Linked DNA regions of Homo sapiens: region 2 is linked to region 1. Evidence: read pairs that join two places in POLR2A ChIA-PET (ENCODE). Cell type or tissue: Caco-2. All regions are shown on one strand. Each heading gives the region's core, and the rest is flanking DNA. Links, peaks and the distances in the headings are about the cores only. Region 1 overlaps REEP3 (receptor accessory protein 3). Region 2 holds the start of LOC124902438 (a long non-coding RNA gene).

Region 1 (8,338 bases), core at 2,047-7,046:
ATGAAGCTATTAATGCTGGTCTTTAAGAAAAAATGAAAAATCACACATGCCTAATGATTCACTTAAAACCATACTAAGTAAATCCAGAGCATAACATGTTAAAATATGCTTCACTGGAAAAAAAAAATCTCTGCTGAGTCTAAAAAGAAATAAACACTGCTGAATTTCAGACCACCCAATGAGAACTTTATTTTCTGACCATTACTTGTTACCCACTCAAGTCAATTCACCCAAAACATTCATTCTACACCACATTTCAGAGACAACAGAGAGATCCTCTGATACAGATTTTTTTAGAGACAGTATAGAGTTGAAAAGATCTATTCCCGATTCACTAACTTATCCAATAATTTGGTTACTTCATAATGATTCCCCCCCCACTCCATCATTAAAAACAAAGAGGAACAAAATGTGAGAAATCAAATAGAAAAGCTCCCTGTTTTATCCAACCCAGATGGCTTGGTTACGGGATTTTTTCTCAGAGCTGTGCCAAGTTAGAGGCATGGTTGAAAAAAAGCTATTTGAAGTTAAATCCAAAGTGACTAGAGACTGTGGCTGAAAATAGTTTTTTTTTTTTTTTTTTTTAAAAAGATGGGGCATGTGTTGGGGGTGAATATGTTAGCTTAGGATTGATGTGAGCTCCCTCAACTTTGGGGTACTTCTCCCCCCATGCCCATCTAAGCAGGTTTTAACTGTCAGCACCTCCCCAGTACACCAATGACTTGGGAGTTCTACTTTCAGATGCGGAACTGGCAGCAACATTGTTTACCTGCAGTTTCTAATTATCACTGCCAAATACCTCACAGAATATCCTGTTGCTCTGAAGGAGAAAGCCTCACATTATATAAATGTATCTGGTGTTACAGTGAGTTAAAATGGGGCCGACTGTATATAGAAATGGATACCTCTGTCGCAACATTGCACTGGTCTTCCCCAGTGCCCTTGAATCAGAGAAGCCTTATATATCTCAACCCTGACCTCAGTAGAGTCTAAGAAACTTGAGAGATGGGAAAGTACAGATATGTTAAAAAATTAGATGATAATTAATTTAAAAGAAGTGTTAAAGATGCAAAAATCAGGAACTGCTTAAGGGAACTGTTCCCAGGAGCAGAATTTAGGAAGGAATGACTTCTCAGTCCCAAAATAACTCTCTCCATCAACACTGGCTGAGAATTCATACTTCACTTTTTATATTATTTAAAGTTCTATTGATTTATTTGGGATAATAAGCATTTGTAAGAGACACAGTTCCCTTTTAACAGGACCACACAGAATTTCTCGGGATTTTAGCATGGGAAAAAAGACTATTCAAATATAGACTGGACTACACAGCCATCCTACTGGTTATCTTAGTTCCCATACCAAACTGTCATCCTACTTCCTTCTTTCTCTTGGTCTTGGTCCCACTTCTTAGGCACCTAGGCCTTATCTAACTTCACACAGTCGACTCCATCTGGCTCCTTCCACAAAGGACATTAACCGAGCCACCAAAAGAGATGCTTCATTCTCTAGGTGTCTGGCAAGGCTATGGCTGACTTAGTAAATGAAAAATTCCATTCTTTAGGGAACATAACAGCCCCTATATACTACTGTTGCTTTATAGTAGGTTTGACAGCATACTTTAAACATACAGTAAGTATTTAAATGTCAAGAACTGGCCCTTATAATAGTAGGACCACATGGTCTTCCTGAGAAAGCAAAGACTGATAGAAAAAAAACTCCGGGGGCCAGGCACCGTGGCTGACGCCTGTAGTCCCAGCACTTTGGGAGGCTGAGGTGGGCGGATCATGAGGTCAGGTGATCAACACCATCCTGGCTAACACAGTGAAACTCCGTCTCTACTAAAAATACAAAAAATTAGCTGGGTGTGGTGGTGGGCGCCTGTAGTCCCAGCTACTTGGGAGGCAGAGGCTGAGGCAGGAGAATGGCGTGAACCCGGGAGGCGGAGGTTGCAGTGAGCTGAGATCGTGCCACTGCACTCCAGCCTGGGTGGCAGAGCGAGACTCCATCTCAAAACAAAAAAGAAAAAAAACTCCAGGAAGACAAAATCTCCATCATGACCGAGAACAAACCTGTGTTATCAAATTACTTCTCTTCAAAGGCATGTGCAATCAACCACACAGAGAGAAAGTTCACATTTAGGTGAGTGGGAGATAGTGGGAGGGCAGCAAGTAACGGAGCACAGAATACAGGATACATGGGTAAAGAGGGGCTGCCTGAGTGCCACAGTGGAGGCCTAAGGAAACAGGTACACAGAGGCTGCAGAAAGCTATGAAAGAAGGGTGGGTGATTATAAAGGGACACTTCACTGACGGAGACATTTGGTCTAGAGCCAGCCACAAAAAATGGAAACTAGGAGGAAGTCCTACTCAATAGCCTTACTCCCCTAATTGTATCTTATAGTTAATTTTACTAAAATATTATTTTTCTATAATATATTCCAAGTTGTTAATCAATCAATTTACATAAGATGTTTCTAAAATCAACTATTCGTTTACATCAACATATATGTTTTTAAAAGCACACAGTGTAGTAAAGGTGTAGTGAAGGGTTGCCTGAGTGCCACAATAAAATAATATACTGCTTAATCAGTGGTTTTCAACTTGGCTGTGGATAGGAATCATGTGGTGATTACAAACAGTTATATAGATTCTGAGGCCTCATTATCACAAGGTGCAGAGAGAGGGCAGACAGATGTTTAAAAGTCAAGCTCCTCCAGTGGTTTTGATATGTAACCAGAGTTGAGGACATGCACAGAATCTTTGTGATGTGAACTGTGGTCTACAGACTAGCTGCACTGGCATCACCTGGAAGCCTGTTGGAAATGCAGAATCTGAAGCTCAGGCCAGAACTATTAAATCAGAATCTGCATTTTAGCAGAATCCCAGGGGACTGGCATGATCATTAAATTTTGAGAAGCACTGCAGTGAGAGGCTGTGCTGTGCATGTTCTGACAATATCAACTAGAGGAAGGTGGTGCCATTTCCGAAGAGAATGTAAGAGCCTTGGGTTTAGAGAAAAGACAAACTTGGTATTGTGAGATAATCTGTTCAGTGTAAACATTTAAAATGTACCCTTAGTTTCATAATACTGTTTGGGCACATCATCATTTAAAAGAAAAATACCAAAAAGCTAAAAAAAAAAAAAAGGAGCTGAACCTTTAGCATACTTCTCAGAGGCACTGTTCATAGCTAACAATTGAGCAGATAAAAGAATTTTTAAAAATACAATTTAAAAACTCTCTTCTAATAGCAAGAGTTTTTTTTTTTTTTAAATACAGGGTCTTGCTCTGTCACCCAGGCTAGAATGCAGTGGCACAATCATAGCTCACTGCAGCATGGAACTCTTGGGCTCAAGCGATCTTCCTCCCTCAGCCTCCTGAGTAGCTGGGACTATAGGCACATGCCACCACGCCCAGCTAATTTTTCCTTATTTTCTGTAGAGACAGAGTCTTGCTATGTTGCCCAGGTTAGTCTCAAACTCCTGGGCTCAAGCAATCCTCCTACCTCAGCCTCCCAAAGTGCTGGGATTACAGGCGTGAGTTGCCACACGTAGCCAAGAGACAAAATTTAAGGTAAATATTTGTATAATACATTTCAATGCATTTTAATTTTTTTATAGTTTTTCAAAAAAACTTTATCATTTTACATTTCCATTACATTTTGGGTGCTTTTAAAGTTATGACGTTTTGGAGAGTGATTTTATTTTATGTATTTAGCTACAATCTTCAGGAATAGCTCTAGCTTTTATATTTTTAGGAGGACCTTTCACGGTGTGATGGCAATCTGGTTGACAATCTGATTATTACAGCTGTAGTTGGTAAAGCACTATATTTTTAAAATTACATAATGGAAAGATGATGTACATGTCTGGGTATTCCAAAGACAGATCCCAGTATTGTGTGAAAGGGGAAATGTCATTGCATAAATAATATAATCTTTAGCTGAAAAGGAAAAAATAGGTCTATCTGATATTATTAGAAAATACTCTTTTTAATTTGTTTAGAGGCAGGGTCTCACTCTGTCCCCCAGGCTGGAGTGCAGTTGCATAATCCCAGCTCACTGCAGCCTCAGCCTCCTGGGCTCAGGTGATTCTCTTGTTTTAGTCTCCCAAGCAGCTGGCACTGTAGGCACATGTCTCTATGCCCGGCTATTTTTATTTTTTTTGTAGAGGTAGGGTCTTGCTATGTTACCCAGGCTGGTCTGCTGGGCTCAAATGATCCTCCTGCCTTGGCCTCCCAAAGTGCTGGGATTACGGGCATGAGCCATTGTGCCTGGCCCATTTTTTAATAAAAATTATAGGTAGTTTAATATTTTCTATGTCACTTAAATTTAGTACTGCTTGCTTAAACTCTTTTCTTGTTTTTCATTTTTTTCAGTCCTTTTCTATCTTACCCTATACCTTAGTTATTTCAAGTGTTTATCTTATTAAACTTATTCAAAGAAACTCCTAGATACACTAATTTACCTGATTTTGTTTTTATTTTTTGCTCTTATATTGCTTTATTCATGCTACATTTCTTACAGATTCTTTTGATTTTTCTTCCTTCCTTTTCAAAATAGTCTTTTAAAGCTATTATAGCTGGATGCAGTGGCTCACACCTGTAATTCCAGCACTCTGAGAAGCTGAAGTGGGAAGGTCACTTGAATCTAGGAGTTTGAGACCAGCCTAGGCAACATAGTGAGACCCCCGTCTCTAGAAAAAATTCAAAAATTAGATGGGCGTGGTGGCACACATCTGGAGTCCCAGCTACTGAGGAGGCTGAAGTTGGAGGATAGCTGAAGCCCAGGAGGTTGAGGCTGTGGTGAGTTTGACCACACCACTGCACTCCAGCCTGGGCGACAGAGCAATACCACCCCCCCACCTCAAAACAACAACAACAACAACAACAACGAAAACCAGCTATTATAGTCAAGAATATAAATTATGATATATATTACTATCATTTCAATTTTTTATAATTAGTTTATTACTACATTGTTGATTTCTCTTATAGTCAATGATTATTTCTCCTGTGTGGAAATTACTGGTATTTTCTTCAAAGTAGTGAGGCTATGTTTTCTGAAAAAGGGAAGGCAAACACTGGCTGCCTCTGAATTCAGGTCTCCCTGCAGTGAGGGTGGTAGCAGTTGAGTTTTCTGGTTATTGTAGCTTTTATGGTTTTAAACTATTCCATCACTAGGGATTAGGGTGGGGGTGGCTAGGCCTCCCTCCAACTTACTTCTTAGCAACATTTCCTTTAATGGAAACAACTGTTTCAGTCCCATTTAAAATGGTTTAAAAAATCCATTTCCATTGGCACTACAGTTGGTAACATTCTTCCTAGATTTTAGCAAAAGCCTGATTGCTTAGCCTCTTAGGTTTAAGTATTACTGTGAGAATTTCTTTTTCTATGTGTATGTTTTCCAAAGCATTTTCATTGGAAGCTAAAAGAGGACAGGCAGCTGTGAGTTGGCTAGCTACATCCTAGTGTGAACACTGTGGAAATGCTTTCAATTTACTTCAGAAGGGTCAAGAGTTCCTTGAATTCACATTCTAAAATTTTGGATGAAACTCTGTTAGGCATTTAATTTAAATCCCCCTATTATATAATCTTATTCAAATTTAATACTTACTTTCCTAAAGTTAGATCTGTTGTAATAATCCCCAGGTGATCAGAAATTGTTTTTAGAAAACACAATGAAGGGCCCGGTGTGGTGGCTCAGGACTGTAATCCCAGTACTTTGGGAGGTTGAAGTGGGGAGATCACTTGAGGTGAGGAGTTTGAGATCAGCCTGGCTAACATGGTGAAACCCCATCTCTACTAAGAATACAAAATTATCTGGGCGTGGTGGTGGGTGACCGTAAACCTAGCTACTCGGGAGGCTGAGGCAGGAGAACTGCTTGAACCAGGGAGACAGAGGTTGCAGTGAGCTGAGATGCGCCATTGCACTCTAGCCTGGGTGACAGAGAGAGACTCCATCTCCCCCCCCCCAAAAAAAAACACATAGTGAAGAATATAAAACACTTGATGATTATAACAGTACCAGTTACTTTACCAGTGAAGTGATATGCTGTATATATTACATATAAAATAGTAAACATGACATATGAAAAATTAGGTTTATAAAGAAATAATAACCTAATTTAAGTAAGCACACATGAATTCAGTGTATGTCAGCTACAATTAAATGTTAAAGTTATTTTCAAGCATTGAAAAAACGACAGTATGTATTACTTTATTTTTATTTTTATGTTTCGAGACAGGGTCTTGCTCTCTTGCCCATGGTGGAGTGCAGTGGCATGATCTTGGCTCACTGAAGCCTTGAACTGCTATGCTTGAGCGATCCTCCCACATCAACCTCTCAAGTGGCTGGGACTACAGGCGTGTACCATCACACCTGGATAATTTTTGTATTTTTTTGGTAGAGACGGGGTTTTACCAAGTTGCCCTGGCTGGTCTCAAACTCCTGGACTCAAGCGATTGATCCATCCACCTCGGCCTCCCAAAGTGCTGAGATATAGGTGTGAGCTACCATGCCCGGCCATATATTACTTTAAATCTATTTCCTAAGTGAACACATTTAAAAACCAATGTTAAGGGTATAATAAGTCTTACTTAATATTATAGAGTAAATCGGGTGGGCGCTGTGGCCCACGCCTGTAATCCCAGCACTTTGGGAGGCTGAGGCAGGCGGATCACGAGGTCAGGAGTTTGAGACCAGCCTGGCCAACATGGTGAAACCCCGTCTCTACTAAAAATACAAAAATTAGCTGGGTGTGGTGGCAGGTGCCTGTAATCCCAGCTACTCGGGAGGCTGAGGCAAGAGAATCGCTTGAACCTGCGAGGTGGAGGTTGCACTGAGCTGAGATCACACCATTGCACTCTAGCCTGGGTGACAGAGCAAGACTCCGACTTTAAATAAATAAATACATACATAAATACATACATACATACATACCACAGAGTAACTCAACTGCAAGTATCCCACTCACAAAGTCAATTTGGAAATTTGGGTAAAGATGGTAAACTGAATATACATATTCAGTTCCACTCCCTCTACAAATATTAAAACAACAGTAAAGTGATTTTTAAAGACAGCATAAGCTCAGAAGAATATAGAAGAGAACATAAGAATTTTGGAACCAGGAAGGAAATGGATGAGTAGTAACTGAGTTAGGAGACCTGAGAAAACTGAACAGCAAGCTGGCAGGGGGAAAAACTGAGAAGCAACTTAACTCTACACTGCAGAGCTCGCCAAAAGAAATGGTGGCAAAATTCCTGGTCAAAAGGGTTACAGAGGCTGGGTGCAGTGGTTCATGCCTAACAATCCTGGCAATTTCTGAGGCCCAGGTGGATGGATAGCTTGGACCCGGGAGCTCAAGAACAGCTTTTTTTTCCTACTTAAAAGGAAAAAAAAGAAAAAAAGAAAAAAGAAAAGAAAAATAGCCAGATGTGGTGCCATGTGCCTGTAGTCGCAGCTACTGGGGAGGCCAAGGAGGGAGGATCGCATGAACCCAGGAGGTGGAGCTTGCAGTGAGCTATGATGGCACCACTGCACTCCATCCTGGGCAACACAGCAAGACCCTGTCTAACAAAACAAAAAGGACAGGGGTGCTAAAGTTAGGAAGGATGGCTGTACATCTGCTTAAGGAGGAGAGAGACTCCAAGATACCTTCTCATTCCAGAAGCCTGTCAATGTCCCTCCTTCCCCAGGGAAACCCTTATGTTTATTCTCTGGAAAGGGGTGAATCAGAGGGTTTCTGGATTTGCAAATCTCCAGCACAACTGAGAGTGGGGCTAATAGGGATCGAGTAAAAGTTTATAAACTGAATGTTGAGCGCCCCCAAGCCTTATTCTCCTAGTAGGATGCTGGTAAACAAGTACCTTTCAGAATGGAAGAGTCTTCTCTGAAGAATCTGACTGGCACAAGAGAAAATACCTAAAGATATAGACATTGATAACTTTCCAAGAAATGGTTGTTATGGGTTGAATGGTGTTCCCAAAACAGATGTGTTAAGATCTGCTCTAGACTGAATTAGGTTTTCCCAAAATTCACAGGTTGAAGTTCTAACTTCAAATGTGTCTATATTTGGAGTTAGGGCCTTTATGGTGGTAATTAAGGTTAAATGAGGTCACAGGGTGAAGCCCTACTATAGGGCTGGTGTCTTTATATGAAAAGGAAAAAGAGGAATATTTCTCTCCATGTGCACACATCAGAAAGACCATGTGATGACATATGGGAGGGTGGCTGCCTTACAAGCCAGGAAAAGAGCCCTCACAGGAAACCAACCCTGGCAGCAACTTGATTTTGGACTTCCAGTCTCCAGAACTGTGAAAAAATAATTCCTGTTGTTC
Region 2 (8,338 bases), core at 1,070-6,069, 85 kb before region 1:
CAGAACTTGTAGGTAGGTATTCAATGAATTGACAATGGTGGGGATAAAGAAGCGCCCAGTTTCTGAGGTTGAGTTTTGGAAATGGTCAGGTGGAGCAGATGAGGGCCTTTGGACTTCTTCGGCACATGCTGCAAGTGCTGCTCCTTAAACAGGCTGGGCTGGGCAGAGAGGGAACAGCTGGTGAATCCTGAACCCTTTTTGCTGAGATTATGGGAGGTGGGGTGTGGAAGGAGGGCAGACAAACTGTAAGAAACACTGTCACGGCTATTAGAAACTTTTTTAGAATAGAGAGAAAAGTACCTACCAGACAATTAGAAAACAGAGCTATTACACACATTACAGGAGGGAGGAGTGAAAGCAAAATGGATGCATCACAAAGTTTTGTGACATCCACAACTCACAAAAATTAATGGGCATCTGTGGGTTAAACACCGAGAAGAAATTCAGATATCCAAACAAAATTAAGACTATGAATCTTGGGCTGGAAAGTAAGAATATGGAAAGAAAGCAGAATGTATATGTATATGGAGGACTATCTCCAAAATGTCAACTGTCTAACCCTAAAAAGTTATTTCACAGTTGCAGAAGAAATCATTTTGCTTAACTGGAAACATTTATTAGCTGCAAAATGCACAAGCCCCTGTGAGCTCTTCAAACATATGATCAGAAAGTGAGCTATCTGCCCGGCACGGTGGCTCAGGCCTGTAATCCCAGCACTTTGGGAGGCCGAGGCAGGCGGATCACAAGGTCAGGAGATCGAGACCATCCTGGCTAACATGGTGAAACCCCGTCTCTACTAAAAATAGAAAAAATTAGCTGGGCGTGGTGGTGGGCGCCTGTAGTCCCAGCTACTCGGGAGGCTGAGGCAGGAGAATGGTGTGAGCCCAGAAGGTGGAGCTTGCAGTAAGCCGAGATTGCGCCACTGCACTCCAGCCTGGGCAACAGAGCAAGACTCTGTCTCAAAAAAAAAAAAGAAAGAAAAGAAAAGAAAGTGAGCTATCTTTGGAAGTATAACATCATGCCCTACATGATATGGGGCTAAGGTCAACATCAGAGGTCTAAGTGTGGCTTAGTTGAATGTGCTCAGGATCTTGTGTGCATTCTGTTCAGATACCAGCATTTTATCTTGATATTCTAGGACAAGGAATTCCAAACAATGTTATTCACCATTAATTTTTGTGAGTTGCAGATGTTTCAAAACTTTCTGATGTGTGCATTTTGCTTTCACTCCTCTCCTTCCCTTTCTCTTCTTCCTCCTATCTGGTATGTAAAAGTTCTGATTTATAATTATCTGGCATGTACTTTTCTTTTACTTGTAATAATCTTCCGAAAGCCATGACAGCATTTTAAAGCTTACACTGAGGGAGGCTATCTAAATGTGAAACAGATGAAAATATATATCTTGGGCAAAATAACTTGCAGATATGAGAAAGAAAATTAGAGTAGGCATATGTTTGTGGTTGAGAAAGTGTATCTGTCCAAATATATGGTAGAGGATTAGTATGGAGACTGGACCTCTGCAGAGAAGGGTATTGTCTAGTTGTGATATAAGCAACTGAGAATTCTGGGATAACCCTCAACCTCTTTGGCTGACAAATCATCTTCAGCTAGATGCTTGGAGTTAGAAACAATTGATGCCAGGTGGGTAAAAGAGAAAGTTGATTCCATTTACTTTACCACCTCATTTATTTCTGGGGCAAGACAAGTAAAAACAGCACATATGTCTTACCATCAAATGATTATTGCTTTTCATTTGTTTGCAAGGGTATTGGTATTGAAAACTCAAAATCTAAGTGTGAGCAGCCCTTTATACAAGAAATTAATGTAAACCATAGATTAGAACCAGTGTAGAAAATATTAATATTATCTTTCATATAAAAAACAAGAAAACCATGAAAAAAGTAGTTGTAGAGACCCCCAACCATGAGATCTTACATTAAAGTGAAAAACAGTCCTACTATTTTGAGTCAATTATATGGTTACTTACAAAGCTTTGGTCTATAACAGCCTTTCATATAAAGCATTTTTATTTTTTCTCTATGAAGATTTTCATTTTACATTTGTCATCTAATGCATTGTATTGATAGTTATTTAAAAGCTGATATATTTTTTTCCTAAGATAGAGTAGTGAGTCATCTTCATGCAAATAGCAGAGCCCTCCTTGGCTAGAACTGCTGCGTTCTAAGTCATAATGTGCATTTCGACCTCTAACCACTTTTGGAGAGTGACCAAATCAAGACAAAAAAATCTGATCTTGCTAAAGACCACATAGGAAGTCCTTGGCAAAGTCAGATGAGAAAAAAGAGTTCATGAACTCCCAGTACCAGCATTTTAACCACTGCCTTTGTCCCTTGTTTTGGGAACCCCATTAAAATAAAAAAGTAGAAAATTCTGGAATTTTGGTTGCTGTTTTCCATGACCAATTTAACGGAGTGGTGGAAAGAGTTCTGCACTAAGAGTCAGAGATTGTTTTTCAAAAATAACCAACTTTATGTAACGGAAACTTTCAATGAACCCTTTTGACCCATCTCTCAGCTTCAAGAATCTTACTTATAACCTATCTCATTTTATCTATATTCCACTGAATTTTTTTATCCTATATAATTTTAAGGCAAATACCACACATCATACCATATCATTTCCTCCATAAATATTTCAGGATATACCTCTAAAAGATGAATCTCAAAAAAAAACCCATAATACCATTATTATATCTAAAACATTTGATAATAATTACTTAATGCCATCAAATATCTATTGTTCAAAATTCCAACTGGCTCATAAATATAATTTTTTTTTGAGATAAGATTTCACTCTGTCACCCAGGCTGGAGTGCAGTGATGTGATCATGGCTTACTACAGCCTCAACCTCCTGGGCCCAAGCCTTCCTCCTATCTCAGTTTCCCAAGTAGCTGGAACTACATGTACATGCTACCACACCTGGCTAATTTTTAATTTTGTTTTTGTAGAGACAAAGTCTTACTATGTTGCTCAGGCTGGTCTCGAACTCCTGGGCTCAAGCAGTCCTCCCACTTCGGCCTCCCAAAGTACTGGGATTACAGGCATGAGCCATCGCAGCCAGCAAATATAATAATTTTTAAATTTGTTTGAATCAAGATCCAAGTAAAGTCTACTTGTTGTGATTCATCACGTTTCTTAGTTCTTTCTAAATTTCTGGGCTTTCCCTCCATCTCTTCTTTTTTTTCTTTCCTTTTTTTTTTTTTTTTTTTTCCTTTTTTGAGACAAGATCTCACACTCTGTCACCCAGGCTGAAGTGAAGTGGTGCAATCATGGCTAACTGCATTCTTGAACTCCTGGGCTCAAGCAATCCTCCCACCTCAGACTCCTGAGAAACTGGGACTACAGGATCACACCACCGCGCCTGGCCCTCTTTTTTTCCTGTGTAATTTATTTGTTGAAGGAGCAGGTCATATGTCCTCTAGAAACATACTGGCTTTTGCTGATAGCAACTTTGTGGTATTCTTTAGCACATTCTTCAAGTCTCTGTTCTTAAATTGGTAACTGAATCTAAGACGTTTGAAGGGATTCAGATTTGGTTGTCTTTGGCGAGGGTACTTGATGGATGTGGTGTGATTTCATCAGGAGGCCCTAATGTCTGTTTATCTCTTGTTGTATTATGTCAGCAGATGTTGGTGCTTAATTTCTAAATGCATTAATTTGTTAAGGATTGTGAAATGGTGACATTATAATTCTATTAGTCTTTCTTTTATCAGCTAGAATAAAAAGAAAGTTCCCCTTGCCTGCTATATAGCTCCCAGGAGTACAGTTCAAAAGCAAAGGCAGGATAAATGCTTACATCTTCCTTTTTATTAACAGCTTTCCAAATAATAAGTTGGTTTTCTAGTACCCTACCATGATGAACAACGAGCCGTTGTTGTGTTTTAGTAACATTATGAACTAACAGAGTTAAACATATTTTGTATGTTTCAATCTATTGTAGTTATCATCTTTACTGATACTCAAATCATCCTGAGAGACTGGACTAGCCGGATTTCCTAGGCCGACTAAGAATCCCTAAGCCTAGCTAGGAAGGTGACTGCATTCACCTTTAAACACGGGGCTTGCAACTTAGCTCACACCCGACCAATCAGCTAGTAAAGAGAGCTCACTAAAATGCTAATTAGGCAAAAACAGGAGGTAAAGAAATAGCCAATCATCTATAGCCTGAGAGCACAGCGGGAGGGACAATGATCAGGATATAAACCCAGGCATTCCAGCTGGCAACCGCTACCCTCTTTGGGTCCCCTCCCTTTGTATGGGAGCTCTGTTTTCACTCTATTAAATCTTGCCACTGCACACTCTTCTGCTCACGGTGTTTGTTACTGCAGGAGCTGAGCTTTTGCTCGCCATCCACCACTGCTGTTCGCTGCCGTCACAGACCTGCCACTGACTTCCACCCCTCTGGATCCCGCAGGGTGTCCGCTGCGCTCCTGATCCAGTGAGGCACCCATTGCCGCTCCAGATCAGGCTAGAGGTTTGCCACTGTTCCTGCATGGCTAAGTGCCCAGGTTCATCCTAATCAAGCTGAACACTAGTTGCTAGGTTCCACGGTTCTCTTCCGTGACCCACGGCTTCTAATAGAGCTATAACACTCACCGCATGGCCCAAGATTTCATTCCTTGGAATCTGCGAGGCCAAGAACCCCAGGTCAGAGAACAAGAGGCTTGCCACCATCCCATTTTGGAAGCGGCCCGCCGCCATCTTGGAAGCTCTCGGAGCAAGGACTGGCCCCCACCTCCCCCCGCCCCTCCCCCCGCCCCTCCCAACAATCCCAGTAGGATGTAGTAAAATGTTACTACTTCATACTGTTTACTTTAAATTCAAATTTATGACTCTAGAGAAACGGAATCAATAGAATGTATGTTTATAGAGGTGTGTGTATGTGTGTGTGTATGTGTGTGTGTATATTTGTCCTTAGGGTACATTCATTATAATATATAAAAGATTACTAGATTATAAAGTGACATGGAATAGTTCCTCTCCGTGTGATCATGAGACCAATTAGATACACATTTTGATTTATTTTATTTTTTATTTTAGGGAAAAATTTTTTAAAAAGTGATTTTGTTTTATAATTATATAACATTTTTCATGGTTCTTAATGTCGAACCTATACATTTAGATTTTTATAAATTTAGATTTAGGCCGGGAGTGGTGGCTCACGCCTGTAATCCTAACACTTTAGGAGGCCGAGGCAGGTGATCACTTGAGGCCAGGAGTTTGAGACCCGAGACCAGCCTCGCCAACATGGAGAAACTCTGTCTCTATTAAAATACAAAAATTAGCCAGGCATGGCGGCACATGCCTGTAATCCCAGCTACTTGGGAGGCTGAAGCACGAGAATCTCTTGAACCCAGGAGGCAGAGGTTGCAGTGAGCCGACATCGTGCTACTGCACTGCAGTCTAGGCGACAAAATAAGGTTCTGTCTCCAAAAAAAAAAAAAAAGAAAGAAATTGGAAGATGTGATTATGGAGGCAGGCAAGTTCCAAGATCTGCAGGGTGAGTCTGCACGCTACAGACCTAGGAGAGCCAAAGATGCAGTTCCAATCAGAAGGCAGGAAAAAAGCCGATGTCCTAGTTCAAAGTATGCCAGGCAGGAAGAATTCTCTATTATTCAGGGAAGGGTCTACCTTTTTGTTCTGGCCTTCAACTAACTGGATGAGACCCACTCACATTAAGGAAGGCAAGCTGATTTACTCAGTCTACTGATTTTAATGTTAATCTCATTAAAAAAAAAACCCTCACAGAAACACCCAGAATAATGTTTGGCCAAATATCTGGGCACCCTGTCACTCAGTTGACACGTAAAATTAACTGTCACAATAACCATAGGGTTTTTAATTAACCTTTCTTTCTTTTATTTATTTATTTATTTTTGAGATGGAGTTTCGTCTTTCACCCAGGCTGGAGTGAAGTGGCGCGATCTCAGCTCACTGCAACCTCCACATCCTGGTTTCAAATGATTCTCCTGCCTCAGCCTCCCGAGTAGCTGGGATTACAGGCGTGCGCCACCATGCCTGGCTAAATTTTGTATTTTTAGTAGAGATGGGGTTTCACCATGTTGGCCAGGATGGTCTCAAACACCTGACTTCAGGTGATCTGCCCACCTCAGCCTCCCAAAGTGCTGTTATTACAGGTGTAAGCCATTACGCCTGGCCAGTTATGTGATCTTTTGAGTCTGTCATTCTTGATGTTATTGAGAAGTGAGATTCTGAGCATGGAAGGAAAGAAGATACAACAGTAATATAAGAAAGGTAATATAAGAAAGGAGATAATATAAGTAATATAAGAAAGGTGATACAACAGTAATATAAGAAAGGTTGTATCTCCTTTCCTTCCATGCTCAGAATCTCAGTTCTTAATAACATCAAGAATGACAGACTCAAAAGATCACATAAATGGCCAGGTGTGGTGGCTCACACCTGTAATCCCAGCACTTTGGGAGGCCGAGGCAAGCAGATCACCTGAGGTCAGGAGTTCATGACCAGCCTGGCCAACATGGCAAAACCCCGTCTCGACTAAAAATACAAAACATTAGCTGGGCATGGTGGCAAACACCTGTAGTTCCAGCTACTTGGGAGGCTAAGGTAGGAGAATCACTTGAGCCCAGGAGGTGGAGGCTGCAGTGAGAGCCGAGATCATGCCACTGCACTCCAGCCTGGGTGACAGAGCTAGACTCCATCTCAAAAAAAAAAAAAAAAAAAGTCACATACTCAGTTGCTTTATCTTACAGTGCACAGCTAACAGTCTCAGAATAATACCAACACTTTCACCAACACCATGACTCTATAAATGACTTAGTGATTTTTCTGATTTGAAGATCTTTTTGTCCTCAGGGCACAGTCCATTATTAATGTCCAAAAGATTACTATTTTATAAAGTCATTTGGAATAGCTCCTCTCTGTGTGATTATGAGACCAATTAGATACGCCTTTTGATTACTTATTTTATTTTTGATTTTAAGGAAATAATTTGTAAAACTTAATTTTGTTTTATAATTATATAAAATGTTTCATGGTTCTCAACATCAAACGTATAAAACTAGATATTTTCAAGCATGGTCTTGCTTCTATCCCTGATCCTTAAAGCTAATCATATTTTAATATAATCTGTTTATGTATCTGTATATGAATATAAAATCTCCTGGATATGTTCAATTGCTTAAAGTTTCTTTTTCAGGGAAACTTCCTGTAAGTATATTAGATCATTTTTGCCCTTCCTCTATATCTGTTTCTTTCTCTCATCTTTTTTATCTCTTCCTTCTATTTTTAAATTTTTCCTCCTCTCTAATTTTTTGATATTTATTTGTACTTACATTCTTTCAAAGTTTGGGCTTCATTAGCAAAATTATTTTTTTATTTTTATTTTATTTTATTTTATTTTTGAGACAAAGTCTCATTCTGTTGCCCAGGCTGGAGTGCAGCGGTGCGATCTTGGCTCACTGCAACCTCCACCTCCTGGATTCAAGTGACTCTCCTGCCTCAGCCTCCCAAGTAGCTGGGATTGCAGGCATGCGCCACCATGTCCAGCTAATTTTGTATTTTTAGTAGAGACAGGGTTTGTCCATGTTGGTCAGGCTGGTCTCGAACTCCCAACCTCAGGTGATCTGCCCGTCTCAGCCTCCCAAAGTGCTGGGATTACAGGCATGAGCCACTGTGCCCGGCATGCCCAGCTATTATTTGTAATTTTTTTTTATTTTTTATTTATTTATTAGTAGAGATGGGGTTTCACCATATTGGCCAGGCTGGTCTCGAAATCCTGACCTCATGATCCGCCTGCATCAGCCTCCCAAAGTGCTGGCATTACAGGTGTGAGTCACCACGCCCGGCCTCTTCTTGATGTTTTAATCCTTCCTGAGTTTGGTCAGCTCACTCTTAAGTTATTCTAATTCTAATCTGTGTAATTATTTCACATATTTTAATTTTTTCCTGAATTTAAAAAGTCATTTTGAAATATTCACTCACCTCTTTTACCTGCTTTGTGGGCATGTTTATTTGGTGTGCTCTCATCTGTAAGAAAATTACTTTGTTCCTCATTATCTTTTTATGATAAAAAGTTTGTACAGAATTCAAATCTATGTTTTTCTGTTGCTGATTTTTAGGTGAAGGCAGACTGAACTTTTAGGAAGGAAGGGTGGGTCAGAATAGCTTTTCTACCTCATGACTCTAGAGCAGTGTTAGCAAACCATGGCTCATGGACTAAATTCAGCTCATCATCTGCTTTTCTAAGTCTTATTGAAATACAATCCTGAGGGCCGGGCGTGGTGGGTCACGCCTGTAATTCCAGCACTTTGGGAGGCTGATGCGGGTGGATGAC

What was found. Peaks named below come from ENCODE experiments on the same cell type or tissue, not always from the same donor. Only the 100,000 strongest peaks of a DNase experiment are listed, where the experiment ranks them.
Region 2: POLR2A ChIA-PET joins it to region 1 with 6 read pairs; 2 of 35 experiments call an interaction of 5 or more read pairs at or near these places.

What each region holds. Positions count from the first base shown.
Region 1 is chr10:63,576,678-63,585,015 of GRCh38, reverse strand. The region is part of intron 2 of REEP3 (receptor accessory protein 3); the gene reads right to left. Among named protein-coding and RNA genes, the nearest start is that of REEP3, 59 kb to the right of the region's middle. In Caco-2, for the core only: no CTCF peak of the experiment used is centred there; no DNase peak of the experiment used is centred there.
Region 2 is chr10:63,661,052-63,669,389 of GRCh38, reverse strand. The region is part of intron 2 of LOC107984238 (a long non-coding RNA gene); the gene reads left to right. LOC124902438 (a long non-coding RNA gene) reads right to left here and starts at 4,757. Exons shown (of 2, transcript XR_007062157.1): 1 at 4,618-4,757. In Caco-2, for the core only: no CTCF peak of the experiment used is centred there; DNase peaks (open chromatin) are centred at 3,349, 4,139 and 4,699; H3K4me3 peaks cover 816 bases.